4 separate regions of the Homo sapiens genome follow, and all the other regions are linked to region 1. Evidence: chromatin loops called from intact Hi-C (ENCODE). Cell type or tissue: dorsolateral prefrontal cortex. All regions are shown on one strand. Region 1 holds the start of LOC124900674 (a long non-coding RNA gene). Region 2 has its middle 40 kb from the start of QDPR. Region 3 has its middle 63 kb from the start of QDPR. Region 4 overlaps LOC105374505 (a long non-coding RNA gene).

Region 1 (8,000 bases):
AATTGTAATAGAGTCAGTTCTTTAAAAATTAATTTGGCTGGGCACGGTGGCTCATGCCTGTAATCCCAGCACTTTGGGAGTCCGAGGTGGGTGGATCACGAGGTCAGGAATTCAAGACCAGCCTGGCCAACATAGTGAAACCCCGTCTCTAATAAAAATGCAAAAAAATTAGCCAGGCGTGGTGGCAGGCACCTGTAATTTCAGCTACTCAGGAGGCTGAGGCAGGAGAATCGCTTGAACCTGGGAGGTGGAGGCTGCAGTGAGCCGAAATCGCGCCAGTGCACTGCAGCCTGGGCGACGGTGCGAGACTCCGTCTCAAAAACAAAACAAAACAAAAACAAAAACCAATAATTTAGAAATTAATGCAGTTTATAAACATCAGCATTTTAAAAATAAACTTAAGACTTATCTCAAATTTGTGGTTAATACTAAAAGTCCATGAATAGCTAAGTTAATTTTTAAAAAGAAGAGAAAATGAAAGAGAATTTCTTAGCAGATATGAAGATATACTACAAAACCATGGAAACAAAAACAGTACTATCACAGGAACATTCAACTATCACAATGAAATGGAACAGGAAATTCAGAAGCAGATCCATATATATCTAGGAATTGATATATGATAGAGGTGGCAAGACAAGTCGGTGGCTCAAGGACAGATTGTTAAGAAGTTGATATTGGGAAATAGACTCATATTAAGGAGAAAAATAAAGTGAGATCTTCATCTTATTCCATAAGCAAGGAGAGGATCTTTCATTTATTTCTTTTATTTTTCAGACAGGGTTTCATTCTGTCACCCAGACTGGAGTGCAGTGGCACGATCACGGCTCACTGTAGTCTCCACCTTCAGGTTCAAGCGACCCTCTCACCTCAGCTTCCTGAGTAGCTGGGACCAAGGCATACGCCACCATGTCTGGCTAATTTTTGTATTTTTTAGTAGAGATGATGTCTCACTCTGTTTTCCAGGCTGGTCAAGGGAGGAACTTTTAGATAATTAGAGACTTCAATGTGAAACATACAGCTACAATCTAATGAAAAAAATAGGAGAATTTTTGAATGGGATTAATACCTAGAATATACAAAGTACTCCTGCAAACCAACAAGAAAAAGGTAAGAAAGCCAACTCTGTCATCAAAGGACATAAGTAGGGGAGTCATAGAATGGGAAATTTAAATAGCTTAGGAGAAAAGTTCAACATCTCTCATAACCATAGAAATTCCCAAGTTAAATGGCAACATGACCCCACAGTACATCTATCAGATTAATGAAAATCATATTGTTGGAGGATATTTAGTTCAACAAGGATGGCAGGGTTGGAGAGGGAGAAACAATAAGCTTCACCTCTCAGCCTGTGGGAGCTGTGGGAAATGTGATCTAGCCCGTTGTTAACTGGATCAACACTCTGGGGAGTGGGCTGGCAAGCAATATGGCAGAAACCGGGAAGATAATATTTTTTAAGTTGTAAACTAAACAGGTTTTAATTAAAAATATAAACTTACAAAAATAGTGTTTTTTTGCACAAAATATCATGCTGGAGGACATAAAATAATTTATATCAATAGTCATGCGCACCTCAATGAGCAGCAGAAGTCCATATTTATTCTCCAGGCTATGTGGTTTGGAGGAACAAGGGTATCCTTTGGGTCAGACCCTCTACCTCCAACTTCAGTGCTCTTTCTACTGCACCACAGACAACTTGCTGTTGCTGTGAAAACCACTAGTGCCAGGAGACCGAAACCAGCTGCAGATTGCTCTTGCTAATGGTCAGCCCAGACTGAAAAGCCAGCCACACAGGCCTAAATAAAATAATACTTAAAAAAATTACTTGGGTTGCCATCCCAATGCTGATTGAAAGGTTTCAAAGATTGGATCTATTAGAGCAAACTGCTGATTCATCTTGTTTCTCTGCTGTTAACTGAGTTTCTAACATTTAGGGACATCCTAATCACTCCTACAGAAATAAAGGACAAACTCCTTGATTTCAAAATCATGGGAATACATTTTTTGGAGAGAGTGACCTCAGCTTCTTTTCCTTTTCTGAGGGTCCTATTATTCAAGAAACATGTTTTGATCCCCAGCTGTGTGCCAGGAAACATGCAAAGTGCATTACATACCTTGACTCATTGAATCCTCCCACAGACCCCACATATAGGAACCATCGGATCCCTGTGTACAGATGAAGAACTGAGTCTTGGAAAGCTTAACTACCTTGCTCACAGTCACACGTTAAGGTCTAAAGTGAGAAATTAAACCAAGTCTTCCAATCTCAAAGACTTTAAAGGAAAAGCTACAAGCTACAAGGTAAGCCCCTCTCTTGTTATGATAGAAGCTGCAAAATGAAACCAGACATGTTTTCTTTCCTTAAGAACCTATCTACTCAGGCAATTATAAACAGTAGAAAGTCTGAAATATTTAATGTGAAAACTTAAAAAAATAGTCTAAGAGATCACAAAGGGAAAGTTTAATTCTCTCTGATTAGAGATTGACTTCCCAGAGATGGTAGTATATGAACCGGGGCTTGGAGAGTGAACAGAATTTGAACGTGCCCAGAAGTGTTTCTTGAGAGGAGATCAACATGGCTACAGCGTTAGCCATAGGGAAGGGCAGGATGTTTACATCAGAAATAGTGAGGGCGGTTGGAAACAAAGGACTGGATATAGAAAAGAACCTGGCATCTGAGATACCTCTTCATAGGTGTGATAGTTACAAGTCTAGGATTCCATAACATCACTGAAGGAAGTACTGTCAAGCAAAGGTTCTAAACATGGAACCAGGAACTTTGTGAACCCCCCTGAAATTGTTGGCTGAAATGTGTGAGCATGTATGTGAGTGTAGGTGTGTGCAAGTGTGTAAGAGTGTGTGTTCTGTTTCTATCAGAGTGTGTGTGCCAGGAGGGGCACAGTCATCTGAGTGTCTTTTTCTGGAAAGAATGTCCGTGGACCATGGGTGACCATTGGTTTTCTATGGGTTACAAAACCTGTGACAAGGTGCATAACCACTACATCTAGAAAGAGAAGGCAAAGAACATACCTTAGGAGTTACATAGATAAAGTAGATTTGGTGAAGGCTGGAAGAAAATGGCCAGAGAGAACCATGAACATCTACTATTACAGAGGGCAAAGAGAGAAGTTATTTAAAGCATGGAATGACAGGCCAACTGTGCCTAAGGAGGATGAGATATCAATAAACAGATGAGTTCCACCAGGTGTGTTCATCTATGTTCTCTTGGGTTACCTGGAAATCATTTGCAGACTTTAATGGATGCTTTACATGATTAGGAACAGTCAAACAAATGCAATCACAACTGAAAACAAAGCCCTATTTAAAAATGATCCACAAGATGGCACTGTGGGCCAATAAGAATATTCATCTGGTTTTCACAGTGAAATGTTTCTCGTTCATTCGTTTTTCTCTATCTTTTGCTAATATACTGCAGCCTGATCCCATACCTTATTTGTCTATTAAAAACCCTGGCATTTGAAAATAATATTCCTAATTTTTATGATTCCTGCTTACTCTTTATATAATCCTCAGTAGAGTTTGGAAAACCTTCATTTAAATTCTGGTTTCAATACAGGAAGTTGGATCTTATTTCTAATATACTGAAAACCCTTAGAAGGCTGTGTGTAGTCAATGCCGGAATTTATTGGTCCTTGGGGAGCTTCGAGATTGGGAAAGACAGGAGGGAAATAAAGGGAAAAGAGAGAGAAGGACTCTAAGTTTGATCAGAAAAGCAGAGAACACAAGTTTCAGCCATGATTAGCCTGGCAAGAACATAAAGCACCCAGGAAATCCACATAGGTGTAGTGTTGCTTCCAAGAAAAAGAATCTCATTCTGGGGAGTGTGTTAGCTAGGGCTTTCACTTTGAAACATGCATTATTTATTTGTTATTATTATTATTATGCAGAAAGAACAACAAATGGCTTAAATTAGGCACCAAGACACAGGAGTTAAAATGTGTCCTTTTGTCAAAGAGAATCATAATGCAATCTTACCCGTATATGGCATGTAACTATATAGTTTACAAAGAGCTTTTATACGTTCATCATCTTGCTTGATTCTCAAAACCACCCTGTGCGTGGGAAAGGTCACCAACCCCACTTCACATATCAGGACACTGAGACCTTGGATATGTTCAGAGACTTGCTCAAGGACACACAAGCAGGACAAGCTGGCAGAGGAATCTAAGTCTTCAATTTTCTTCTCTGCAAAATGGGGTTAATGGCGCTTACTGTCGCAGAAGTGTGTTAAACATAACCACATAGTAAAAGTCTAGACAGAGAATCAGTAAATGTTAGCTGGTTTCATTATTCATAAAAAGAACATTACAATGTCTATTTCCAATGATATATATTTTAAAGATATTTAGTTGCAACAATAGAAACCACTTATCTTGCTAACTTAACTTGCCAACAATCTGCTAAATTACCTTCCGTATTTCCTCCACGTGCCCATTGTTCATGGGCAATAAAAAAGGAATTTATTGGAAGGACACAGAAGAGCTTCAGAATCACAGGAAGAGCAGAATAATGTGGCTTTGGAAAATACAGGACACAGGAGAGAGGCTGGCTAACCTCAGGGTACATGTATACGCCATAGTGAGGGGAGGCAAGGATCCCTGGCTGATAGTCAGCCAGGGGGACAAGTTCCCTGAAAGGGAAATTGGGATGCTATTTTAGAAGAGAAGAAGAAATAAGTGCCTGGTAGGAAAAAAAAAAAAAAAAACATGAAATGCCACTGCACAAAGTATTTCTAGAATGAAGGAGACCTTAACGTCACTTTACGTAAAGCTAATGATAATGACCGATGTTTATTTAGCACTTATGTGTCAGGCACTGTTACATTTATTCACTCATTTAGTCCTCGTGATAACCCTATGAAGCAAGCAGTATTATTAGTCTCATTTTACATGGGAGAAAACGAAGGCACATTTGACCAGAGTAGCAGAGCTGAGTTAAAAACCCATCTAGAGCTCATAACAAAAGACAACAACAGTGTTTAGAAGATTGTTGTAAAAATCAAAAGAGTTAATCTTAGATAGAAATATGAAATTGCTGGTGTTTATCCATTTTTGGCCTAGAAAAACAGCCGCTGCATATGACTCTACCTAATACCTTTACAGCAATCAGAACAGTGCTAGAACTTAGTGCCTGATGATGTTTCTCATTGTTACTAGATTATCCTGCCTGTCTATAGGCAATGGGCTTTAAAAACTATTAAAGTGTGCAGGTCCATTGTCATTTAAACTGGACTGGGTTGGGGTAAAGCCCAGGAAGGTGTCTTTTGTCTAGTGCCACATTGCAGTTTTCTAAGGAGCTAAGGAGCAAGTTAGGCATTGTATTAGGTTTTATTATTATTATTATTATTTGTGATTTCTATGTGTCTATGCATCTCCTTCGGATCTTTCTTCTCATACATCAGCTTACAGCTTATTCTTTGGGACTGGGAGCACAGCGAGAGGTCATTGTTTCATGGCAATGCAACAAGAAGTGGAGAAGCCCTGCCTTACCATTCAAAGCTGGATCCCCTCTCCCTCCTCCGTTCACCCCATGCCCCATGCTTCTTGCCCTGATGTGTCTCTGAAAGCATCCTGAAGAAATCAATTGCATGACCAGAGCTGGAAGTGTCTCTGGGAGCTGTTTAGTTCAACCTATTTATCAAAGCTGTTTATCAATGAGGAAGTGGGCTCAGCTAGTCAAACAGCTGCAAAAAAGGTCGGGGGGCTGGTTTACATCTAGGAGGAATTGTGGAGGACCAGTACCAGCCCGGAGTCCTCTGAACCCCAGATTAGGTGGAAAAATCAGTGACTACACCGTTCACTGCAGGTCCAAGCACACAGCTCCACACGCCACCCTGAAGGAGAAAAATAAGTGCTGCAGGCACATTTCCATTCTTTTCTTTCAAACACAATCCTCTCTCCAATCTGCCTGAAGAAGAAAGGCCATGCACGAGCCACAGGTTACTTATTTTCTGGAAGGATAAATGTGGGCCTGTTTCCAGTAAAAGTGACTTCCAAGAAGCATGAGCCTTCTTGAATACTGACCCACTTCCGGATGTGATCCTGGCTGCGGCAGTTTCCAGAATATCATCAGGGTAACTTTCCCGCTGTGCGGTCTATGTTGGAACTTACATCGTCTTTAAAAGGCACAAATAGCTGAATAACATAATGTAACCTGATGTTCTGACAACCCCACTTATACTCAGGCTAAATTTAAAGGTCACCATTGCAGGGAAATAGTGGCATGAGAATAAAAGTGCCTTAAACATGGATTTCACTGATGTTTCCTCATTTCAAAATTCTTACGCTGTAAAATAGAGGCAAAATGGCCTGTGAGCTTGAAAATATATGAAGTGAAGAATCCATTTCTTGGGAACAAGGTGGTTTTAGGAAAAATTGTAAAATAGGTAGACACAAGTGTACAGTAGCCAAAGTTTATCTTAGATGTTCTCTGTAAAATCGTGCTTATTCATTCTTTTCCTTTGTATTTACCAAATGCCTACTATGTGTCAGGAATTGTGCTAAGCCCTGTGATCAAATGGCATGGGAGACAAACAATCCCTGCTTTCACAGAGCTCACAGTTTAGCAGGGAAGAAAGACATGGAAATAAATAATTATAACAAAGTGAGATGAAGGTGGCGAAAGAGGAAATGCATTTGGGAGCACACAGCAGGGGGGCCTGTAATAGTCTAAAGGTGTGGACAGCACTTTCTCCTGATGAGGTAATGCTTTACTGAAAGCTAACACATCAGTAGAAGAAAAGCATTTAAGGAAAGGGGAAAGTGTAATACAGATCAATGGGACAGCAGAGCTAGAAGCTAGGAGAGGCAGAAGAGCAGGCCACAGCTGGGACTAAAGATAACCTGGAGCAGAACTGGCAGACTACTGCCCACTGGCCACATCCTGCCTGCTGCCTATTTTTGTAAATAAAGTTTTATTGGAATACAGCCACATACATTTGTGTACTTATGGTTTATGGCAGCTGCTGCCATACAATGGCTGAGTTGATTAGCGTGTGGCAAGTATCATAGTAGGCCCTTGATAAATAGTTGTCTGTATTCTCCCCATTTTACAGGTAAGAACATTGAAGGGAAATGGCTTAAGGAAGAACAGAAAGTTCCTATCTTCTTAGGAAAGGGCTCATTGTTCTTTGGCCTTGAAACAATTGCCAGACATGGTTTTAAACTTTTCCTAATTGGTCATTAGCTATTTTGCATCAGCACAAACACTGCTGAAAGTCATCCAATCAGCAAGACTGTCACTCAGGCATACAGCTAAATATTACCCAATCTGTAAGTACCCCTACTTCTGAGAAATTCCATGAATCCCTGAACTCCATACATCCCAAATAAATATATATAGCCAGCTCTCAGCTGTGCTCAGAGAGACTGGGCTTTACAAGTTGTTTTTCTCACTGGTTATTATGGCCTCTTTTTTGGAATACCCAAAATGAGTGAAGGAACTGAACTGGGATTCAATTCCGGACTATCTTCTTTCAAATCCCATACTCTCTTGTCTACTCTTCTTCTCTTAGAGTTTTGAATGCATGCTGCTGGTGTTAGTGGAGACGATGGTAGCTGGGTAGCTGGTACACAATATTGGCATTAAATAACATCACATAGGAAGGAAGTCATTTCCTTCTCTACCTTCAATTCTGTTTTAATCCTTCTTCATATACCCAAGATAAACTCTCAGTTGAGAGATAGTACACATAGCAGTTAACAAAACAGGCTCTGGAGCCAGATTTTCTACTGCTATTTTAGTTATCTATTGTTGGATATGAAACTAGCCCCAAACTTAGAGATGGAAGACACCAATAAAAATTTATTATCTTGCACATATCATGTGGGTCAGGAATGAAGAAGTGTCTAAGCTTGGTGGTTCTGACTCAGCATCTCTCATGAGATCATAGTCATGATGTTAGCCAGAGCTGGAGTCATCTGAAGACTTGAGTGAGCAGGAGGATTCTCTTCCAAGAATGCCCCCTCCCATGGCTTGCA
Region 2 (8,000 bases), 1.2 Mb after region 1:
TTCACGATGTTGCAAACTTGGCGATGTTTAGGAAGCTGCTACTATTACATTGGTGCAAAAGTAATAGCGGTTTTTGCTATTGCTTTTAGTGGCAAAAACCGCGATTACTTTTGCACCAACTTACACATTTTTGAACCTATTTCCACTTCTGTGAAGTAAGCCAGAGAAATGAGGGGAGAAAGGGTGAGGGGAAGAAGACAGGAAGGCAGGAAAGGAGCGAAAGGCAAAGTGAACAGCAGCAGGTCTCCAGTGCTTGGGGTGACTTATCGATCTCAGATCCACTCACAGGGCTGAGCAGAGGCCCCACTAGGCAAAGAAAACTGAACCAAGTTTCCCACGCTAGTTTTCCAAGACGAATTGTCTCATCGGCTGCCAATGCCTGCCCCCTTGCAGAAGTTCTTCAAACTGCTTGTATTTTTATTTATTTATTTATTTATTTATTTATTTATTTTTAATGCCAGGACACTTGGAAAGGCTCACAATGAGAAAATGTTTTAAGCTTCCAGAGGTTCCCCGTTGCCTAAAGATAAAAACCACCTGACAGAGATCCTTCATGATGCAGCCCCTGCCCACGAAGACACCTCTCCTCCATGCACTCCCCGCCAGCACTTTATCCTGTAATGATAACAAGCTCCATAGTTCCCCAATAATTAATTGAGTTGATAAGAGGCCAACTTGGGAATGAGATAGACCAGAGTTCAAAATTCTGATGCTTTTTCCTCTAGCTGTGTGGCTCTGGGTAAGTTATCTAACTCACGGCTGGGCACCGTGGCTCACGCCTGTAATCTCAGCACTTTGGGAGGCTGAGGCAGGTAGATCACCTGAGGTCAGTAGTTTGAGACCAGCCTGGTCAACATGGTGAAACCTTGTCTCTACTAAAAATACAAAATTAGCCAGGTGTGGTGGCACACGCCTGTAGTCCCAGCTACTCGGGAGGCTGAGACAGGAGAATCACTTGAACCTGGGAGGCAGAGTCTGCAGTGAGCCGAGATCATGTCACTGCACTCCAGCCTGGGCAAGACAGAGTGAGACTCCATCTCAAAAAAATAAAATAAAAGAAAGAAAAGATATCTAACTCTCTCAACTTGTTCCTCATCTTTAAAATGGGAATAATAACAGCACTTACCTCCTAGGGTTGCTCTAGAATTAAATTAGAATTAAATGAGGTAACGCATGAAAAGCATCTTCTAAGGGTGCTTTATGCCCCATGCACTTTAGCTGCCAAGGGTAAATGCAGCCTGTTCTTTCTTTTCTTTTTTTTTTTTTTTAATTATACTTTAAGTTTTAGGGTACATGTGCACAACATGCAGGTTTGTTACATATGTATACATGTGCCATGTTGGTGTGTTGCACCCATCAACTCGTCATTTAACATTAGGTATATCTCCTAATGCTATCCCTCCCCGCTCCCCCCACACCACAACAGGCCCCAGTGTGTGATGTTCCCCTTCCTGTGTCCATGTGTTCTCATTGTTCAATTCCCACCTATGAGTGAGAACATGCGGTGTTTGGTTTTTTGTCCTTGCGATAGTTTGCTGAGAATGATGGTTTCCAGCTTCATCCAGCAGCCTGTTCTTTCTACCCCTGAGCCATTCACTTAACAAGCGCTTATTATGCATTACTTGGATGACAAAGGAGGCATAGTCCCTGCTTTAAAGAACTTGTAGTTGAGTGAAGAGACAGAAATATAAACAAGTAACTATTATACTCTTAATTTGACAAAGGCAGTGTTTGAGTTAAATATAGCTTGTGTCCCTCTCAAGTCAAGCAAAACCTAAGATAAGGGATTGTATGAACTAATTTATTTAAGGAAGTGGTCCTCGGAAGCAGAGTTGGGGACTAGGGGCATAGGAAGAGTGAAACAGGGCAGGAGGGAAAGCCAACACACATTTTATTATGTTGGTGCAAAAGTGATTGCGGTTTCTGGTATTACTTTCAATGGTAAAAACCGCAATGACTTTTGCAGCAACCTCATACCAAGCTGCATCACGTTCTAAGTAACTGGGAATGATGCCACTAGAGGCTGTCTAAGGAGTGGTGAAGAGTGATGTGCCTCATTCTGACACATCGTCAGAAGGACAGGAGGGGAACATTCGTCCACCAGCCCGTCTCCCAGTGGTCAAGTGTGTTGCCCCTTGGAGCATTAACTCTCCACCCTCCCAGGTTTGCGCATGTGTGAGTGCCTGGCACATTTCTGCAGACATCCCATTCCTCAATGTCAGGCAAGCCCAGAGGCAGAAAGCGAGGTAGGCAGGACAGCCAGGGACATGCGGTCAGCTTGCACTTGCTCAAAGCTGGTGGCCCCAGCCATGACTGGAATAAAATGTGGGCAGGGAGGATGCAAGGCGAGGCACAAGAGGTGGCCAATGACGACACAGGAAACTGTCGGTAGGAGGGGCACCTGACCCAGCCCAGCCTTTGGGCAAAGGGATGGGATTTTATCAGATAAGGGTTCCTGGAACGGATGACTATGCCAGGTCTAGGAGGAGTTAGCTGAATCAAGGTGGAGAAGAGGAGAGAAATGGCTGGGCTAAAGCAATGGAGGAAGGTGGAGTGCAGAGGCAGGAGGAGGGCAGGTTCAAGGAATAATTAGGGGGTACAATTGTCAGGGCGAGGCGAGGGACGGGATGATGAGTGGGGAGTAAGAGTGGTTGTGGATAACGTGGTTTCTGACCCCCGTGTCTCCACTCAAGACAGAAAGGGAGGAGGAGAATGTGGCTCCCAGGATGGATACTGAGCTCTGATGCACCATGTTCAACTTAACTCTGCGATACTCAAGTGGAGAAGGTCAAGAAGCTCCCGGGTGCTGGAGTCGGATGCTTAGGAAGGCTTTAAAGTTGGCGTATGGAGAAATGGAACAGGATCTTGAAAAGGACTTGCTGTATCAGGTTTTCATTAATGTGCAAAGGCCAAGAACACAACAGGTACCAAGTCCCCACATTCCTAGGCAAAGTGTTAGGTCACTGGTGCAGGACCCATCAAGAGACTAGGAAGCCATTGTCAGATCCCACGCATACCCACCACCAGCCTTTGATGCTGGAGAGGTGGAAGAGGTAGAGAGACAATGTCTCCAGAGAGCTGTTGGAATCTTGCACCATTTCTCCTCTCCCTGCCCCTCTCTGGGGAGTGAAGAAGGAGGGCAAATGCTCATGTTTTCCCAAGGCTAGATGTGGGCCATATGGGAAGGAGCCAACCTCAAGCCATGTTGAAAGGAACACTTCCCAGGAGTTAGCCTGGAAAGACAAAGTGACCCTGCAGGGATGGGGGACCATGGAAGCCTAGAGGCTGAGGGGACCATGGAAGCCTAGAGGCTGAGGAGACCTGCTGGGGAAGAAGACTGTATGCTTCAGGGTTGCTGTGGTCAGAGGATGCAACAGGGTGCACCCAGCCAAAGAACCAACATTTAATAATCTGCCATGCCCAGACAGCACCTACATCTGGATATATCTGAGCCAGTCCAGCACATCCTCCCTGTCCTATACTGTTCCTGGATCCAGCTTGCCAGCACCCTCAGAAGTGGATCCCTCAGCTCCAGTCGAGCCTTCAGATGAAGGCAGCCCCAGCTGACATCTGACAGCAGCCTCACAGGAGACCCTGAGCCATAACCCCAAAATAAGTCACTCCTAAATTCCTGACCCACAGAAACTGTGAAAGATAATAAGTACTATTCTTTTAAGCTTCTAAGTTTTGGGGTGATTTGTTTACACACCAATAGATAACTAACACATGGCTCCACCCCACTACTACTAAATCAGGATTGGGAAAGTTTCCAGGAATCCATTTTTAATAACCTCCCTAAATTATTCCTTTGATAACCAACTAAATTTAGAGGAAGAAGACCAAAGCGGCATCTCTGGGAATCCTGACCTTCAGGGTTTCCATGAACTTTACAGTCTTGTGAGTGAAACTGACAATAATCCCACCAATGTTATTTAGTTGTAATTATGATCTGGGTTTGAAGGAAGTAGGAAAGGGTTTGGGCACCAATTTTAAGAGTCACTGAAACATCACTGGTGTAACTTGTAGCTAAGTAAGCCAAACATGCTTCCAGCTAAACTGACAGCTCCACCCAGTGGACATTTTGAAAACTTCTCTCATCTGAGTTTTTTTTTTTCTTTTATACACTTGGATTCACTGGCAGCTGAAAGCCCACTATCACCATCAGCTAAGATGCTGATTCAGATCATGTTTGCATCTTTGCTGCTTACCAGCTGTTAACTACCTAAATTGCAAGCCCTTTCATGCACCTCCGAAGGAGTCTGGTTTAGAAGATCAGAGAGCGAAAGTAGCTAAGGAACAAACACTACCAAAAAAAGTCGTGGTACAGGCAGGGCGCGGTGACTCACGCCTGTAATCCCAGCACTTTGGGAGGCCGAGGTGGGCGGATCACGAGGTCAGGAGATCGAGACCATCCTGGCTAACACGGTGAAACCCCGTCTCTACTAAAAATACAAAAAAAATTAGCCAGGCGTGGTGGTGGGCGCCTGTAGTCCCAGCTACTCAGGAGGCTGAGGCAGGAGAATGGAGTGAACCTGGGAGGTGGAGCTTGCAGTGAGCCGAGATCGCACCACTGCACTCCAGCCTGGGCGACAGAGCGAGACTCTGTCTCAAAAAAGAAAAAAATAAAAAAAAGGGCGTGGTACAAATATATTTTCAAAATGTTGGGTCTGCTTCTACCCATGGAAATAAATCAGATTTTTAAAAAGAAAGAAAAAGGAAGGGTGCAGTGACTCCTGCCTATAGTCCCAGCCCTTTGGGAGGCTGAGGCAAAAGGATCACTTGAGCTCAGGGGTTCAAGACCAGCCTGAGCAACATAATAAGACTCTGTCTCTACAAAAAATACAAAAATTAGCCAGGTGTGGTGGCACGTGCCCATAGTCCCAGCTACTTGGGAGACTGAGGTGGGAGGATCACTTGAGCCTGGAAGTCAAGGCTGCAGTGAGCTGTGATTGCACCACTGCACTCCAGCCTGTGTGACAGAACGAGGGCCTGCCAAAAGAAAAAAGAAAAAGAAAGAAAGAGAGAAAGAAAAGAATTCTGCATGAAATTTTTATTAACCAAAAATTCACTTCTGCACAGTAGATATTTTTAATATTTATTCAAAGAATCACCAAATTATTAGCCTTGCGCAGTGGCTTGCACATCCCAGCGAGGCTTGTCAGAGCCTCTTTGAGGCACAGCAGAGCTGCCAGACCATTGCAGGGATGAGGTGACAATGTGCTGATGGGGACCTGAGTGGGATATGGGAGAGTCCAAGGGATAAAAAGACTTCAACATCAAATTTACTGATCCTGATTTCTGTGCTGTTTCCCTGAAAGCAAACAGGCACTGGGCCCACCCATAAGTGTTGCTTCGCATGAAATGGACAAGGTCACAACAGAGAGATGAGCTGCAATTCACTCACTCAACAGCAAGGCCATCTTTGCTTGGCCTGAGTGCCTGTGTTCCTGTGCCACGCCAGTTTCAGTCCCTTACATGGCTCTGGCACAACACAAAAAAAGAGAGATGGCAAGAGGAGCTGGGCAGGGGACTGAATCCCCCAGGCCGTTACAATGGATTCAGTTCAAGCCAACCCCACACAGGTTCACAGCAGCCCATACTGCCCAGGGAAGACCGTGACCTCCTTCCCTCCCCAGGGCTCCTTAACATTGACTGAACACTTACTATGCTGTAGGCCTTGCTTTACAAGCATTGATTCATCTTCACAACTTTAACGAGGAAACTTCTATTATTATGTTCATTTCACAATTGAGAAGAGTGACACATAGAGAGAAGTCTGCCAGTTCAGCAGTTACTCTGTGGCCTTACTGTGTGCCTGGCACTGAGCTACATACTGGGAGTTGCAAGGATGAGTTTAAAAAACAGACAAGTTGGTCAGGCGTGGTGGCTCACGCCTGTAATCCTAGCACTTTGGGAGGCCAAGGCGGGTGAATTGCCTAAGCTCAGGAGTTCGAGACCATCCTGGGCAACATGGTGAAACCCCATCTCCACTAAAATACAAAAAATTAGCCAGGTGTGGTGGCACACACCTGTAGTCCCAGCTACTCGGGAGACTGAGGCAAAGAATCGCTTGAGTCCAGGAGGCAGAGGTTGCACTGAGCTGAGATCATGCTACTGCATTCCACCCTGGGTGGACAGAGCTAGACGCTGTCTCCAAAAAATAAATAAATAACAGACAAGTAAATGGCACTGCTCCTGTCTCATGGAATTTATTTCTTTTTCCTGTTTCATTAAGTCATACAGCAAAACTTGCATTTATTTTATTTTATTTTATTTTATTTTAGAGATAGGGTCTTGCTCTGGGACCCAGGCTGGAGTGCAGTGGCATAATCACAGCTCAAGGGATCCTCCCACCTCAGCCTCCCAAGTAGCTGGGACTAAAGGCACACACCACCATGCCCAGCTAATTTTTGTATTTTGGGTAGAGATGGGGTTTCGCCATGATGCCTAGACTGCTCTCGAACTCCTGGCCTCAAGCAATTCTCCCACTTTGGCCTCCCAAGGTGCTAGAATTACAGGCGTGAGCTGCCGCATCTGGCTCACATCTTACTATATCATAACATATATCATGCATGCTGTCTTTCACTTGACGCTGTACCGTGAGAATTTTCTCATATCACTAACAATTATTTGAAGATGTGATTTTTAATAATTCTTAGCACAACTAGATTGTGCTAATTAACTGTACGGCTTATTTGCAGTCTGGTATAATGTAGTAGCTAAGAGCGGTCTGAATACCTGCTCAAATCCTGACATTTGCTGCTTCCTAACTGTGTGACGTTGGGCAAGTAACTTCTCTCTATGCCACAATCTTCTCAACTGTGAAATGGACATAATAATAGAAGTGTCCTCGTTAAAGTCATGAAGATGGGTCAATGCTTGTAAAGCAAGGCCTACAGCATAGTAAGGATTCATTTGGTCAATGTTAAGGAAGAGAGATGGCAAGAGGAGCTGCGCAGGGGACTAAACCCCCTAGGCCATTACAGCAGATGCAGTTCAATGTCAAGCAGACCCCTACTGGGTTCACAGCAGCCCATACACCCCAGAAAGGATCTGGACCTCCTTCCCTGCCCAGGGCACTCCTCCCATTCAGCAGTTATTCTATGGCACAAATCATATTATATCATAATGTATGGTGATTATTTAACAATTCTGTGCTGCTAGTCTTTTGGATTGTTTCCAAGATTTCAGTAATGATGCAGGAATTTCATTTGTTATTTTTTTTGTCCTTGTTGCTGATTATTACATAACACTTAAGATATGGAATTACTAGATCAAATGGTATATTTGAGGGTTGTAAGACCCTCAAATTACTTGCCAGAAAAGTTCTGCTACTTGGCTGGCCACCAGCAGGGTTTGAAATTACACTTTACCAATTACCACCTGCATTTTAAAAATCATTGCTAGTTTGGTAACTACTATTAATGCTATCTCACTGTTTCCATTTGCAGTTCTTAGATAACCATTGAGATGGGATATCTTAATTCTTCTCTTACTCAGATTTTCAGTCCAAATTACTTTATCCAGAGCTAAAAAAATAATTTGCAAAAATGCAGTAGGAAATTCTGCCAGAAACGGAAAACTGAGGCAGAGGCCAGAAAGGGACTTGCTTAGTCCAGGAGTATCTCCAGACTATATAGAGGCTCGCTCAATGCTAAGAACATTCTAGAAAAACATTAAGTTTCAGACCTGGCATGGTGGCTCACGCCTGTAATCCCAGCACTTTGGGAGGCCAAGGCAGGTGGATCACCTGAGGTCAGGAGTTCAAGACCAGCCTGGCCAACATGGAGAAACCCCGTCTCTACTAAAAATATAAAAATTAGCCAGGCGTGGTGGCAGGTGCCTGTAATCCCAGCTACTTGGGAGGCTGAGGCAGGAGAATCGCTTGAACCCGGGAGGTGGAGGTTGCATTGGGCCAAGATCGCACCACAGCACTCCAGCCTGGGCGACAGAGCAAGACTGTCAAAAAAAAAAAAAAGAAGGAAAGAAAGAAAGAAAGA
Region 3 (8,000 bases), 1.2 Mb after region 1:
TAAACAGATGTTCTAATTTCAAATCATCTCTTTGTGAATGCATAAAACCGAATGCTTTTACAAGCATCCAAGTCACCTCTGGAACACTTTGCTGCTTAGAAATTTCTTCTCCCAGATACGCTAAATCATCTCTCTTAAGTTCAAAGTTCTGCAGATCTGTAGGGCAGGGGCAAAATGCCACCAGTCTCTTTGCTAAAGCACAGCAAGAATCACCTTTATTACAGTTCCCAACAAGTTCCTCATCTTCATCTGAAACCACCTCAGCCTGATTGTCCATATCACTATCAGCATTTTGGTCAAAGCCATTCAACAAGTCTCTAGGGAGTTCCAAACCTTCCCACATTTTCCTCTCTTCTTCTCAGTCCTCTAAACTTTCCCAACCTCTGCCTATTACCCAGTTCCAAAGTTGCTTCCACATTTTGGGGTATCTTTATAGCAGTACCCCACTCTCTGCAGTACCAATTTACTGTACTAGTCTGTTTTCATATGGCTATAAAGAACTGCCCAAGACTGGGTAATTTATAAAGGAAAGAGGTTTAATTGGCTCACAGTTCAGCATGGCCAGGAAGGCCTCAGGAAACTTACAATCATGGCAGAACTTGAGAAGCAAGGCACCTTCTTCACAATGCAGTAGGAAGGAAAACTGCCGAATAAAGGGGGAGGAGCCTCTTATAAAACCATCAGATCTCATGAGAACTCACTCACTTGTTTAATATAAACCCTTATTAAACATAACAGGAGGCCAGGTGTGGTGGCTCACGCCTGTAATGCCAGCACTTTGGGAGGCCAAGGTGGGCAGATCACCTGAAGTCAGAAGTTCAAGACCAGCCTAGCCAACATGGCAAAACCCCATCTCTACTAAAAATACAAAAATTAGCTGGGCATGGTGGTGGGTGCCTGTAATCCCAGCTACTCAGGAGGCTGAGGCAGGAGAATCACTTGAACCCAGGAGGCAGAGGTTGCAGTGAGCCGAGATCACACCACTGCACTCCAGCCTGGGTGACAGAGCGAGACTCCATCTCAAACAAAAAAAAATAAAATAAATAAAATAAAAACAACAGGGGAGTAACTATAGAGATGTGAAGAGTACACTGACGAATACTCCAGGGCCAAGGAAGAGCATCCAAGGAGAAGCAAACTTGGAAGTTGGGGCCTCCCCAAGGCTGGGATTCAGACCTTGTTGGAAAAGGTGTGGTTGCAGCCAGCAGGAAGAGGATCCCCCTCCTCCTGCAATGTTTCTCCGGTGTTCCTCTACTGAGAAAGCTTAACACCATGCTTGCTACAAAAGAGCAATGCTTAAGGCTTCACTGTGGAGCTGGTAACAAAAGGGTGAATTTGGAGCTGAGAGGTAATAAATTGATAGTTGCCACACTGACAAAAAACATACCATATAATCCTTTTTTATACCACATTTATTAATTCATCCAAAATTAGTGTTCTAGGGACCACTTTTTTTTTTTTTTTCAGTTGAAGTCTTGCTCTGTCACCCACGCTGGAGTGCAGTGACATGATCTTGGCTCACTGCAACCTCTGCCTCCTGGGTTCAAGTGATTCTCCTGCCTCAGCCTCCCGAGTAAGTGGGACTACAAGCGCACCCTACTACGTCCGGCTAATTTTTTTTCTTTTCTTTTCTTTTCTTTTTTTTTTTGTATTTTTAGTAGAGACAGGGTTTCACCGTGTTGGCCAGGCTGGTCTGGAACTCCTGGCCTCATGTGATCCGCCCAGCTCAGCCTCCCAAAGTGCTGGGATTATAGGCATGAGCCACCACACCCAGCCGGGACCACCTTGTAAAAAACACTGATCTTTGTGTGTCATGGAGGATACATTCTCAGTCTCCTCTCCCTCTTGTATGTATCCATTGTTTTTGAATTTCAAAATCTACATGTCAACAACCACATGTGGAAAATACTCTCCACTTAGGAAGGCTGCCAAGGGCCAAAAACTGGGTGTGTATATGTTTGGGCAAAATTCTGCAGCAAGATTTTTTTAGTGCAGGAAGCAAAAAAAGATTGATGAATCATTAACAAGGGTAATTGAGCAAAATATATCAACAAGTTATTGCATTTAGCGGCAATGTTATGACTATTTTCCCATTAGCCCAGATCTCTGGTTATATGGGCTTTGAAAATGCTTAAATTACACATCTCCCGAGCTGGATTTTTCTGCAGCATAGGAATAAAACTCCTAAAGCTAGAGATACAACACTGGCAGTTTTTCATACCTCACAGAAAACCATCAAGGTCTTTGTCATCCTTCAAGTACTAACTTAAAATACAGCCTTCCCAGACCCCTCCCCAACAAAGAGAACAGATCTCTCTCCCTCTGGACCCTGACTTTTTCTGTTTATGCCTCTGCTGAAGCCCTTCCCCAGGCTAACTTGTTCCGTAGCCAGTTATGTCCGCATTGTTCCCTCCCACTAGACTGTGAGCTCCTCGAGGGCAGGAGCATTCCTTCTTCATCTTGGTAGCCCCACAGCCAAGCACAGTCACTTGATGTAAGCTCCCATCGTTATTTGTTGACTCAAATTTGCTCACTTCAAGTGAAGGAAGAATGATAGTTTAAAGTCATACGACTATCATTCCTTACTTGCAAAGAAACTTGGCAACAGACAGGTGCTGAGCTGGTTTCTGCTGTAAGCAATCTTCAAGGCATTTCAAAAACGATGGTCTTCGAGGAGATTCCTTTGAGATAGGCAAAGGCATAGAATTTATTTGAGAATCCTGGAATGCAGGAAGGTTACAGGCTAACTCAAAACCCAGAAAAAGCAATTGATCATGATTTTAGACAGTAATTCTGTTGCAGCTTCTCCAGATTCATTGCTTTCCTTCCCCTCATTTCCCACCTCCAGTCTTGATTCCCCATCATTTACCAGTAGACTATTTGGCATAGTTTTAGGATATTTTGTTGGTAGCACAGAATACTTTCTACCCCATTTCAAACCTTCCCCGCGAGGCTCAATTAGTCAGAATAAACCAGATTATGAGGCAGTAACAGATAGCCCTCAAATTTAAGTGCCTTCATACCATAATAGTTTACTCTTCATGTTTGCTACATCTACTGTATGTCTGGGCAGCTCTCCAGGACAACTAAGGTCAATGCAGTAACTCAGCAAACTACATGTCCCTTGCCTTGTGGCTCTAACATCTCAAGACAAGATTGAAGAGAGTGTGTGGCAGTACCAACATCTGTATGTTCTATGCTTGGGCTCTGAAGTGAAACTGGACACATAGCTCCACCTACTGGCAAAGGACCTAGGAAATGTAATCCTCTGTGGACCCAGAAAGGAAAGAAAAACCAGATACTGATAAGCTCTGGTACTGTCTCTTCTAAGGGTTTCACAATAACTTTTTTGTTGTTGTTTTTTGGACACAGGGTCTCTCTCTGTTGCCCAGACTTGGATGCCCAGTGGTACAATCATAACCAACTTCACTGAAGCCTCAACCTCTTAGGTTTGAGCAATTCACCAACCTCAGCCTGTTGAGTAGCTAACACTCCAGGTGTGTGCCACCACCCAGCTAATTTTTTTTTCTTTTTTTTCTTTTTTTTTTTTTTTTTTTTTGGTGGAAACAGAGTCTCACTATATTGCCCAGGCTGGTCTCCAACTCCTGGCCTCAAGTGATCCTCCCACTTCAGCCTCCCAGTGTTCTGGGATTACAGGCATGAGGCACTGTGCCTGGCTCACAAGGACTTTTATAAGTTAAAAATGTGCAAGTGCTCCACCCATCAAACCCATCCCTCTTGTAAAGCAGTGCCATGAACCACTACATGCACTTGGAAGGCAGATTAGAAGGGGCAGCTTGCTGCTCCCGCCAAAGATTTACCTAAGAAGACTAAGCCAGGACCAGTCTCCTCCACATCCCCTGAAGCAGAAACCTCCCCTGCACAGATCAGAAGGGGAAAGTGCAGCCTCCCTGCCTTTCTCACCTACAGTCTTATTTATGGGGTGGTGAGGGCGGGGGGCCTGTATGCCTATTTGTTTACCAGAGGTGTTTTAGCCTAATTGGTTAGGAAAGAAACAAAGCATTTAGACAAATAATTGGCCATTCCAGGACATCCACCCTTGAAGAGTTCCCTGACAAGGAAAAGAAGATTCAAGAGTAAAGTTTGAAAGGTTTCAGCTTTCTTTCCAATGTTAGAAGAAAAACCTTAGCCAAAGTAAATGTAACAGTTGAATTGAGCAAGAATGATTCATGAATCAGCCAGCCTCCAGAGCCAGAGTAGGCTCAGAGAGTCCAGAGCAGCCATAGGGTGGAAGAAGATTTATGAACAGAAAAAGGAAAGTGACACACAGGAAACAGAAGTGAGGTATACAAACAGCTGGACTGGTGACAGCTCAGGCATTTACCTTATTTGAACACGGTTTGAACAGTTGGCACCCTTTGACTGGCCAAAACTCGGTGATTGGCACAAGAGTAGGTTACAGTCTGTTTATATCTCCGTTTAGGTTATAGTTCATGATGTACAGAGAAATCTTTAGGCTGAACTTAAAATATGTAAAGAGGCAGCTCTAGACTAAACTATTTAACACCAAATTCAATAACTAATTTTATTTTAATATAATACTTCTCTTTGCTTATAGATATTGGAATTCAACACCTCCAACAAATATTCATTGAATACTTAGAATATACCTGACTGCAGGAAATAGAAGCCCAAATATTTTTCAAACAACTATGATGTTCCAAGTTCCAAACTGTATGTTCTTTTATTTTATTTATTAAACTTTATTTTATCCTTTATTAAAGGATAAATTACTTTATCCTTTTCGCATCCTTTGACGTTCTTACGATTGCTCCCATTTTGCAGAAAAATAAACTGAGGCTCAAAGAGTTGAGCAGTTTAGCCAAGTTCAGGGCTAGGAATAGTGGGAAAATGGGCATCTCAACTACATTGGTCTGGCTTATGATAATGGAGGCCCACATATTCATTCCAAATCAATTAAAACTTAGAAGTTGTTGGTTTAACAACCATTTTTAGACTTGGTATTACTTGAAAGTATAATCAAGGGATCATTTATTCATTAGAGTAACTACAGTTCTATTTGAATAAGCTGAATTTTTTTCATGCTAATTATGTCTTTTGTGTACTATCCATTATGGCATGATGATCTTTTCAACTTCATCCACTTCCCTTTCTCTGTAATAACTCATTGAACAGAATGCAGTTCTATAAATGGTCCAGGGATGTACTCCTATCCCAGGATTTAAAAAGATAATATTCATAAGGCACTTAACAAAATGCCCATAACTAAGTAATCAGTGTATAAAGATTATTTATTTTCTTTAGTAAAGTTGCAGAGCGTTGGTCCTTATGTCGTATAGTAAGTGAAAACCTAAAAAATAAAAACCCTAATACCTGATAAGAACTGTAAATATCACAAACCTATTAGAAGTGAGATAGAGATGGAGACCATTATATGTGTCTAAAATGACGCATCTTTAGCTTCAAACACACACTCATGGGGCTTAACAAGAGCAATTGTGTGTTCACTCATAGAAAGACAACAATCAAAACAAATTTAGAAATATTCTGAAAAGTTGGGAATCTGTTGTCAAAATTATGACTAAAAGGCAAGATATAAATAGAAGTTTTATAATATTTCTTAGCTTTTTTCTGAATGAACCCTCCCTTAATACTAGATAAGCCTATTGTTTAGATTTTCTTACATTTTATTTTATGCACATTTTCAGAAGCCATTTACACAAAATTAGGATACTGCCAGTGTGTACTTTTTTTACACAATAAGTCTACTTTGTTCACTGTCTCCCCAGTATCCAAAGTAGTGTCTGGCACACAGCAGGCTCTCAGGAGGTCCTTGATGAATAAATGAATGACCAGATCTACATAGGATAATGCATGTGACAAAGAGGAAAAAAAACTTCAAAAGCTAGAGCTGAATTCCCCTTAGGGAGATAGCTGCCCTTTTGTGGATAATCCATTGTGATGGTTAATTTTATGTGTCAGTTTGCCTGGGCCATTAGATGCCCAGATATCTGGTCAAACGTTATACTGGGTGTGTCTGTGAGGGTGTTTCTGGATGAGATTAACATTTGAATCAGTACACTAAGAAAAGAAGATTGCCTTCCCTAATGTGGGAGGACCCCATCCAATCAAATGAAGACCTTAACAGGACAAAAAGTCTGAATAAAGGGAAACTTCTCCTGCTTAACTGCCTTGAGCCAGGACATTGGTCTTTTCAGGCCTTAAGACTCATACTGAAACATCAGCTCTTTTTCTTTTTAGTTATTTATTTTTAATTTTTTTAATTGACACATAATTGTACATATGTATGGCATACTTAGTGATATTGCAATACATATGTAAGGCATAGTGATCAGATCAGGGCAATTAATATAACCATCATGGCAAACATTTATCTTTTTTTTGTGTTGGGACTGAGATGGGATTGTTTCCTTGACCTCGACCCCCTTTGTGGGCAGGAACTGGAGTGGCTCATTTCACTCAGCCTGCAGTCCATGGATGGCTAACTGTTAGCAGCTCAGTGAAGGGTCAGAGTGATAGCCTCCTGCACCTGTCCTTTTTGACACCTGAGTTCTTGTTCGGTATCCAGGAAGAATCAGGTCACATGAACTATTTGAAGGGTAGTGTATGTGGAGGATTTTACTGGGTGATAAAAGTGGCACTCAGTGGGATGGGGAATTGGAAAGGGGGTGGTATGGGAAGAAGATGATCTTTCCCTGAAACTGAACCATCTGAAGTTAACTGCGTCTCCATAGTCTCTGATGCTCAGCTGCTTGTATCCCCAAAGTTCACCAACTTGTATCTCCGAGGCTCAGCAGCTTGCATCCCCAACCACTTGCACCAGCCACTTGTGTTGCTCTGCCAGACGAAGTCTTTTTATGGGCACAGGATGGGGGTGGGGAGGGCCAAAAAGGCAATTATTTGAGCAGAAAAAATGAGGTCAGCTGCTTTCACTTAGGGCCCAGGTTCCAGGCTTGAGGGTGGAGGTTAGCCAGGACCCAGCAATTCTGTATCAGGAACATTCAATGCTCTCTTTCTAGCTATTTGAAACTATATAAATTATTGTTAACTATAGTCATTCTACAGTGCTGTGGTAAACTAGAACTTATGCCTCCTATCTAACTGTAATTTTATAACCTTAACCAATCTCTTCCTATCCCCCTTTCTCTTTACGCTTCCCACCTTCTAGTCTCCTCTGTTCTATTTCTTACTTCTATGAGATCAACTATTTTTTAGCTTCCACATATGACTGAGAATATGTGGTGTTTAACTTTCTGTTCCTGACTTGTACTTAACAACATAATTTCCTCCAGTTCCATCCATGTTGCCGCAAATGACAGGATTTCATTCCTTTTTATGGCTGAATAGTGTTCCATTGTGTATATATGCCACATTTTCTTTATCTATTTATCTGTTGTTGAACACCTAGGTTCATTACATATCTTGGCTATTTTGAAAAGAGCTGCAATAAACATGGGACTGCAGATGTCTCTTCAATACACTGATTTTCTTTCCTTTGGATAAATGGGACTGCTGGATCATATGACAGTTTTATCTGTAGCTTTTTGATGACCCTCCATACTCTTCTCCACAGTGGCTGTGCTAGTTTACATTCCCACCAAGAGTAAGAGTTCCCATTTCTCCACATCCTTGCCAGCATTTTTTCTTAATCTTCTTGATAATAACCATCCTAACTGGGGTGAGATGATACCTCACTGTGGTTTTGATATGCAGTTCTCTGATGATATGGTTTGGCTGTGTCTCCACCCAAATCTCATCTTGAATTGTAGCTCCCATAATTCCCGTGTGTCATGGGAGGGACCCAGTTGGAGGTGATTGAATCACGGGGGTGGATCTTTCCCACACTGTTCTTGTGATAGTGGATAAGTCTCACGAGATCTGATGGTTTTATAAATGGGAGTTTCCCTGCACAAGTTCTCTCCTTCCTGCTGCCATGTAAGATGTGACCTTGCTCTTCCTTTGCCTTCTGCCATGATTGTGAGACCTCCCCAGCCATG
Region 4 (8,000 bases), 150 kb after region 1:
TTTCTTTGGTTCTTCCAGTTGCCCCTAGAGAGAAAAAGTGGTGACTGGGTATACTCAATCCAATAAATAAATAAACACATACACATTTTGCAATGATTGCTTTCTGCCGATGTTAAATATACCTCCCAAGTTGGGAAAATGGCTTATATGTTCTACTGTCCCTCCTGCTTTCTGTCTTCCCAGCCCCTCTCTTCCTTCAAGGCTGAAGGCTTCCATAGTCAGTTGAGACTCTGCTTCACACATTATAATGAAGGCGCTTGCTCTCTAAATGACTCTCTAGTCCTGATTGTGCTAAATAGGGTTTCTGTGGTTTCAGATGAGGACCATTTTTTGTTTAAATGCTGATGGCCTCCCAGACATTGTAGAATCAGTGGGGTGCTGAGGAGTGAGGGAGAGGAAGCTTCTTTGCCAGTCTACAAAGAATTGGGGTAGGAAGCAGTGAAAAGAACCCCCTGAGTTTCTAAAACCTCTCAACTGGAGTGGAAGAGGAGGGGTGTCCTTTGTAAATTATCCAAACACATTTCCATAAAAGTTGAGCATTTGTACTAAAATGGGATCTTGGCTTCATTTTCCCTGCAAATGGCCAGGGAGAAGGAAGCACTCTCTCATTGGGTGCAGAGAAGGAAAAATATGGCACCCTGCCTAGAATGGAGATTTTATGTTTTACAGAAATGACTTAGGGAGGACATCCTGCAAGAAGCTGTTGATCAGTGAAATGTGTATTTGCTCAAAACACACTTTCCCAGCTGAGCCCCACCCCTTCGTTCCAAGTCTTCCTGGCTGGGTCCTGCACATTTGGCTCCCCCATAACCTTGTTTAGGACTGTTTCTGTTGAGGATCACACTGTGCAGAGTTTCAAAGTCATTCTGCTAATGTGAGTGCTTCTCCTATTTTATGCATCAGAAGGCATTCAAAATCTGTCCACAGTTGAGAGCATCAGAAAAACAAAACAAAACAAAAAACAGGTGTTTATAAAAGCTAACTTACTATATGCCAGACCAATTCTAAGTGCTTTACAAATATTAACTCATTTAATACTCACAACAAACAGTTGTTGCACTTATTATTGCCCATTTAAAGAAGACTTAGGCATAAACATGTTAGTTTGCCCAAGGTCACAAAGCTCACGAGTGATGGAGCCCGTATTTCATTCCGAGCTGTCTCACAGCACAGCTCACACTTTAAAGCACAATACTGTAATAAAAATAATACCTGCTTCATGGGGTTGTTCTGAAGATCAAATGAGATTATCAATAAAGAAAAGCTGTAATTATCCAATGTGGGAGAAGCAGAAATATTTGGGCTGTGTTTCTGTTAGATGCTTCTGATAGAAAAATCACAATTGCCAGGATCCATCCTTCCTTCGTTCCTTCGTTCCTTCCTTCCTTCCTTCGTTCCTTCCTTCCTTCCTTCCTTCCTTCCTTCCCTTCCTTCCATTTCCATTTTCCATTGGCTGCCACAGGTGACTGGATACTTGATCTAACTGAGAAGAATTTTGAAATGTGGAAGGGAGGAAGGAAGGAACAAAGAAGGAAGGAAGTGAGGGAGGGAAGGAAATGGCTCTTTTCTTTCCTGTTTCACTTCCCATTCCCTCACTTCTGTGTCCTGAACTCACACTTCCAAATCACTTCCCGTCCATGAACCACTGTCACCATCTGCTTTCAGAAGGACCCAGCCTGAGATTCTCTCTCTCTTCCTCCTGCCCTTCCTTTCTTTCTTTTTTCCCTTAGCCTTTCCTTTTTTTTGAAGTGATATTAACTTTTTTCTTAGATTAGCGGATATTTTGATCTTATTTGAATCATCTGACTGGAAGACCTAGTTCAAATACAGCAGATTTGGGTAGGTAAAATGTCAGCACTTCTTACCACTCTATCCCAGTGTCCAACCCAGTTCTGGAACATGGCTAGTGTTCAGTAAATGTCTATCCAAAGATTTTGGAAAGTGTGGGTTAACCATTATTGCCCAATCTACCAAAAACACAAGTGTAAAATGTATTTTTACATTAGCAAAGTTGGAAAGTTATATTTTCTTTTTCCTTGTCTTTCCCAGAAAAATCATTAACTTAGGTCTGCTGTTTTCTGTATTTCACTTCACATGTGGAATTTCAATCGTTCAAGAAGACAGGAAGGGGTGGAGAAACACTAAATATATATGTACTTACACACACACATATATATATACACATGTATATGTGAGAGTGTGAAAGTAGATGGGTAATAGCACTGAAAAAAGGAAAAGGCTCAGGAAGGAAGGAAGGGTAGGAGGAAAAGAGAGAGAATCTTAACCTGGGTCCTTCTGAAAGGAGACTGTGACAATGGTTCATGGATGGGAAGTTTATTTGGAAGTGTGAGTTCAGGACACAGAAGTGAGGGAAGGGGAAGTGAAACAGGAAAGAAAATACACACACACACGCACACACATATGTATGTGTATATATGTATACATATATACATATGGGTGGGTCAGTCAGCTATTGCTGTGTAAAAAACCTTAAAAATATCAGTGGCATATAGCATACAAATTTATTTTTCATTTATGAGTCTTAAGTGATTGTCACACTAATGTGTATGTATATATATATATACACATATATGTGTGTATATATGTATACATACATATACTTATATACATACATATATGTACATATATACACACACACGTGTGTGTGTGTGTGTGTTTCTCCACCCTTTCCTGTCTCCTTGAACTATTGAGATGATAGGAAAAAGCTTTAGGCATGCCAAAATGGAGATATATTTGTGCCTTTCAAGTGACAGTTTTGAGGATCACTGGCCCACTGATGCTTCTATCTCTTTAAATTCTTGATTCAGACCAACTACCTAGAATGAACCTTTTCCAGGAGAGACTGTTACCCAGTGGACGAGGAGATGGTAAGGCATAAGTAGGTGCAGCTGGCATGGTCTGACAAGCGTGTACCGTAAAATGAAATCATCGCACCAGAAGATTCGAGGTGATAAAGTAAAATATGGAAATTTGAACAAAAAAGCAAAGCAACTCATTGGAGAATTAAAGGCAAGACTAAAAGTCTGGAATAAAGGGGTAATCGTGCTTCATTTTATGGCAGTGGTTTGTGGTTTTATTGATTGGTTGACTGATTTGTCATTTGTTGAATGCCTATGTGACAGATTCCCTAACAAGGGCATCTGTGTGTGTTATCTTGATGAACTGTAATTGAGAACTGTAGTCTTGATTCCTTAAGTGTATAGACTTGTCTTGTTTACTTTTAATTTTTTTCACCTCCAACATAACCAAGTAGTGATTATAAGGCATCCCTGTAAACCTTTTAAGCTGCTTTTCTATGTTTAAGGACATTCCTATCTTATGAGTTTGCTTCTTTCCAAGGTGAAAGCCAGAAACTCACCTTCCAACTTTCCTTGCTCTGGGTCAGACACAATGGTGTGAGATGTCCATGTGGAAACTAGTGTAATGGATATCCAGGTGCTAGGCAGTGACAGGCACGTGGTCCATTGCTGTGCAGAAGTAGCAGTGTTGGCAGAGGTTCTAGTGGTGCCCCCAGCATCAGAGGAACAATCCATGTTATCTCTGCCCAGAAGTGGCAGTGGTTGTGCCACTTCTGAAGCAGTCCTTTGTTGTAATTTGAAAGTTATTCCTGAATTTGTAGTCTTCAGTCTTACTTCAGTCTTTCCTTAAATTCCTAGAGCTTTTGTGATCAAACCAGTTGAAATAATCTCATAACTGATTCAATGTCATACTCACGTTTCAAATTTCAAAATGATAGCCTGAGAACTATTTGAAATATCTTCCTTCCACATCAAACACCTGAGAATGATAGAATTTTTTTAAAAAAATAATAAAATATTTATTTTAGAAACAATAAATAAATAAGAAAAAGTAGCTTTTAAAAATTAGAGAAAATGGGCTGGGCGCAGTGGCTCACACCTGTAATCTCAGCACTTTGGGAGGCTGGGGTGGGTGGATCACCTGAGGTCAGGAGTTCAAGACCAGCCTGGCCAACATGGCGAAACCCCGTCTCTACTAAAAATACAAAAATTAGCCAGTCATGGTGGCAAGTGCCTGTAATCCCAACTACTTGGGAGGCTGAGGCAGGAGAATCGCTTGAACCTAGGAGGCAGAGGTTGCAGTGAGCCAAGATTGAGCTATTGCTCTCCAGCCTGGGTGACAGAGTGAAACTCCGTCTCAAAAAAAGAGAGAGAGAGAAAACATTTCCTGGACCATAAGCTGCAAACAATTCCTAAAAGAAGGGAAGGCTGTGGGTCAGTCAGCTATTGCTGTGTAACAAACCTTAAAAATATCAGTGGCATATAGCATGCAAATTTATTTTTCATTCATGAGTCTTAAGTGATATGTGTCACACTAATGTTGAGTTTTATCAGTGAATTAATGGTCATCTCAGTAGTGACACCTGCTGGTCAGGAAGTAAACTCCATTAGTGGCTTTCCATTACACTCTGGATTAAGACCCAAATCTGTAACATTGTCTACAGGGCTCTGTGTGCACTCCCTCATCTCTCACTACTTCCGGCCTGGCTTATTCCATGGCAATTACGCTGCCTTCATTTAGCCCCTCAAATCAACTGGAATATTTCTAGACTTGAAAACTTTGCACAAGCTGTTCCTTCTATTCAGAGCACTAACATCACTCTACTTCTCCAATTTGCTTGGCAAATTCCTTTCTCTTCAGAAATCAGTTTAACCTCATCTTACCTATACCTTCCCTGTCTTTCCAAGCTAGAATAGTTTTCCTTATTATCTGCTCTTATGATGGCACCTGTTGCTTTCTGTTTGTGTCACTTAGTCACAATATAGTTTTCTATTATATGCCATACTTTGTTTAATGTCTGTTTCTCCAGTGTGGCTAGAAGATATTTGAGGGTTGGAATCATGATGTTTTTGTTCAGTGTTGTATTATGAATTATTGATCCAGTGTTGGGTTTTTGGTAGGTTTTCAAGAAATATGAATGAATGCCTGTTTAAATAAACTGATACGTCAGGGTATGCACAACTAAATTATGAATATATACCAGTGAATTTTGTGAATGTAACTTTTGTGGTTGACTGAGTAAAACATGCACCTCTGTGAAAGAAAGAACTGTAGGGAATTTGCTAGTGTTTGGTTTCACAAAAATACTGAAAGTTAGTTTGTCTATTATTCTAAGATTGGCTCTTAGGTAATCAACATGTGTCACATTAAGTTGAGCTTTACCAATGAACTAATGGTCACTCAGTAGTAACACCTGCTCTTCAGGAAGGACACTCTTCCTTCTCCCCATTAGCTATAATATTTTTATTGTCCTCCTCTTCACAGCTTCTATCAAAACTTGAAGTAGACAAGGACCTGATATGCAATGGACTGAATGTTTGTGTTACCCCAAAATTCATTCGTTAAAATCCTAACCTCTAAAGTGATGGTATTAGGAAGTGAAGACTTTGGGAGGAGAGTAGTTCCTGAAGGGAGAGCCCTCATAAATGGAATTAGTGCTCATAGAAAAGAGGCTCCTTCTACCATGTGAGGTTATAATGAGAAGACAGCTGGCTGTGAGGAAGAGAGCCCTCACCAGACACTGAATCTGCTGGAGCCTTGATCTTGGACTTCCCAGTCTCCAGAAGTATGAGAAATAAATTCCTGTTGTTTATAAGCCACCTAGTCTATAGTATTCTGTTACAGCAATCCTAATGGACCAAGATGTTTTTACAACTTGTACATATTGTTTTACAATCTTGTACATTGTACAACAATGTACAAGAAGTTTTTAGTTGCCTACCTAACCATCCTATGCTCTTTCTTGTTAATTAGAACCAATTTTGTTCAGACCTATCAACTTCAAGTCCAAGGATTTTATAAGAGATGAGTCCAGCCCTAGTCCTAGGTATGAGTCTTGATTAGTTTCAACCAACTATGATGATTATGAATAGATTTTCATTAAAGAAAATTGAGAACTCCAAAAAAGTAGAAAACATACTGATATTTCACTATGCAAATGCAACCACTTTCCATATTTTCTTGAAATTCCTTCCAGTCTTTTTTCTATGCACCAGTGAATTGTTTTAGCATATAGTATTCATAACCTCATATGCTATCATACCCTACCTATTTACATATAATACATTGTGCTCCTTTTTCTAAGTCTAATTCATTCTAATTTATTTTTATTGGCTGCATATTTCTTTAAGAAATTATTTCTCAACTAACATAAAGATGTTACTGTTTGTATTAGTTTCCTAGAGCTGTGGTAACCAATTACCACAAACTGAGTGGCTTAAAACAACAGAAATTTATTCTCTCACATTTCTGGAGGCTAAAAGTCCAAAGTCAAGATGCTAGCTGGCCATACTGTCTGTGAAGGCTCTAGGGGAGAAGCTTATCCAGGCCTCTCTCATGGCTTCTGGTGTTGCAGGCAGTCCCTTGCCATGTAGATGCGTTGCTTCAATCTGTGTCTCCATCCTCATATGGCCTATCCTTGTGTGACTCTGTATGTCTTCTCTTTTTCTTATAAGAACACTAGTCATATTGGATTAGGGTGGATCTTAACTTGAACACATCTGCAAAGACCCAATTTCCAAATAAGGTACTATTCAAAGGTGCTGGGAATTAGGACTTCAACATACCTTTTTGGAGGATATAATTCAATTCGTTATACCATTCGTCTGAAGTTGAAGAATTATTACAATTTTTTCTATTATATGTACCACAGCATTTAACATCTTCATTCAGTGTTTTCTACATCTAGAATTATTTACTTAGAATAGATTTCCCAGAGAGGAATTCCTGGGTAAAAGTATGAAAATGAGCATTTTAAAGTTCTTCTACAAATTGCTAGGCTCCTTTCCAAAATTACCAATTGCTAATTGCCATTAGCAATACACAAGGGTGTCTCTTTCACCTCATTCTTGTGAGTATTTGGATTTTTTAGTTTAAAAAATACACACACATAAAATGATCAGGAAAAAATAGTATCTCGTAATGTGCATTGAGATCAAACACTTTCCCATATTTGATTTGCTAATTGCATTTCCCTTTTTGGTGAATTTTCTGTTTCTTTCCTTTGTTGACTTACCTATAGGAGTCTTCATGCTTTTCTTTTCTTTTTTTTTGAAGCCTAGTTCATATAATGACCTACTTTTTTGATTGTCCCAGCCTAAAGAACTTGCCTTTTCTGCACTTTTTTTTATGTTTAATTTTTTTAAATTGTACTTTAAGTTCTAGGGTACGTGTGCACAATGTGCAGGTTTGCTACATATGTTTACATGTGCCATGTTGGTGTGCTGCACCCATTAACTCGTCATTTACATTAGGTGTATCTCCTAATGCTTTCCCTCCCACCTCCCCTCACCCCATGACAGGCCCCGGTGTGTGATATTCCCCTTTCTGTGTCCAAGTGTTCTCATTGTTCAATTCCCACCTATGAGTGAGAACATGCAGTGCTTGGTTTTTTGTTTTTGCGATAGTTTGCTGAAGATGATGGTTTCCAGCTTCCATGGATGAAGCTGGAAACCGTCTTCATGGTTTTCTTATCTGTTTTTCAAATGTGTTGCATTATTTTTCCTAGTCTGCTGGTTCTCATTTTTTTTTTGTTGTTTTCGTCCTGCAAAAATTCTAATTGGTATGTTCTTGCCTGCAAGAGTGATTTTGAAAATGTAAACAAGTATAGTGCAAACACAAATCCGTCAAAATGGGTGCTGTCTGTGCACTGTACTAGGATCTGTCTGCCCATCTTTCCTTTTATGAATTATTTTATTATTCTTAAAAACAGAAAGTCTTTCTCCCTTCAAAAAAGAGAATTAAATTGAATATTCTTTTAATTTTTGTTTATATACATTATATTTTTAATTAATCAGGATATCTTTTAGTATGTGGAATAAGGTAATTATTTAAATATATTGTGTTCCAAATTGTTAGCTGATTGATCCAACCTCATTTATTAAATAACTCGAGCTTTTCTGGGAATTGACTTGTGATGAATTCCTTATCATATATTAGAATATGATAGATAATAGGATCAT

The links. A loop is a pair of places that touch in the nucleus more often than their neighbours do. Peaks named below come from ENCODE experiments on the same cell type or tissue, not always from the same donor. Only the 100,000 strongest peaks of a DNase experiment are listed, where the experiment ranks them.
Region 2: it touches region 1 in a loop (4-fold over the local background); 42 of 110 quality-filtered maps call a loop at or near these places.
Region 3: it touches region 1 in a loop (7-fold over the local background); 52 of 110 quality-filtered maps call a loop at or near these places.
Region 4: a loop joins it to region 1, with 5 times the contacts of the local background. A loop is called at or near these places in 70 of 110 quality-filtered maps.

The regions. Positions count from the first base shown.
Region 1 is chr4:16,286,745-16,294,744 of GRCh38, forward strand. It overlaps LOC124900674 (a long non-coding RNA gene), which reads left to right and starts at 342. Exons shown (of 5, transcript XR_007058064.1): 1 at 342-1,110; 2 at 2,140-2,301. In dorsolateral prefrontal cortex, CTCF peaks have their summits at 3,354 (motif pointing right) and 3,567; no DNase peak of the experiment used is centred here; H3K4me3 peaks cover 520 bases; H3K27ac peaks cover 1,089 bases.
Region 2 is chr4:17,468,462-17,476,461 of GRCh38, forward strand. No RefSeq gene overlaps it. Among named protein-coding and RNA genes, the nearest start is that of QDPR, 40 kb to the right of the region's middle. RefSeq lists an enhancer at 2,271-2,770. In dorsolateral prefrontal cortex, CTCF peaks have their summits at 360, 563 and 4,067 (motif pointing left); no DNase peak of the experiment used is centred here; H3K27ac peaks cover 2,423 bases.
Region 3 is chr4:17,444,646-17,452,645 of GRCh38, forward strand. No RefSeq gene overlaps it. Among named protein-coding and RNA genes, the nearest start is that of QDPR, 63 kb to the right of the region's middle. In dorsolateral prefrontal cortex, CTCF peaks have their summits at 3,236 (motif pointing left) and 3,447; a DNase peak (open chromatin) is centred at 3,223.
Region 4 is chr4:16,439,293-16,447,292 of GRCh38, forward strand. All of the region lies in intron 2 of LOC105374505 (a long non-coding RNA gene), which reads left to right. Among named protein-coding and RNA genes, the nearest start is that of TAPT1-AS1, 220 kb to the left of the region's middle. In dorsolateral prefrontal cortex, CTCF peaks have their summits at 4,380 (motif pointing left) and 4,580; no DNase peak of the experiment used is centred here; H3K27ac peaks cover 915 bases.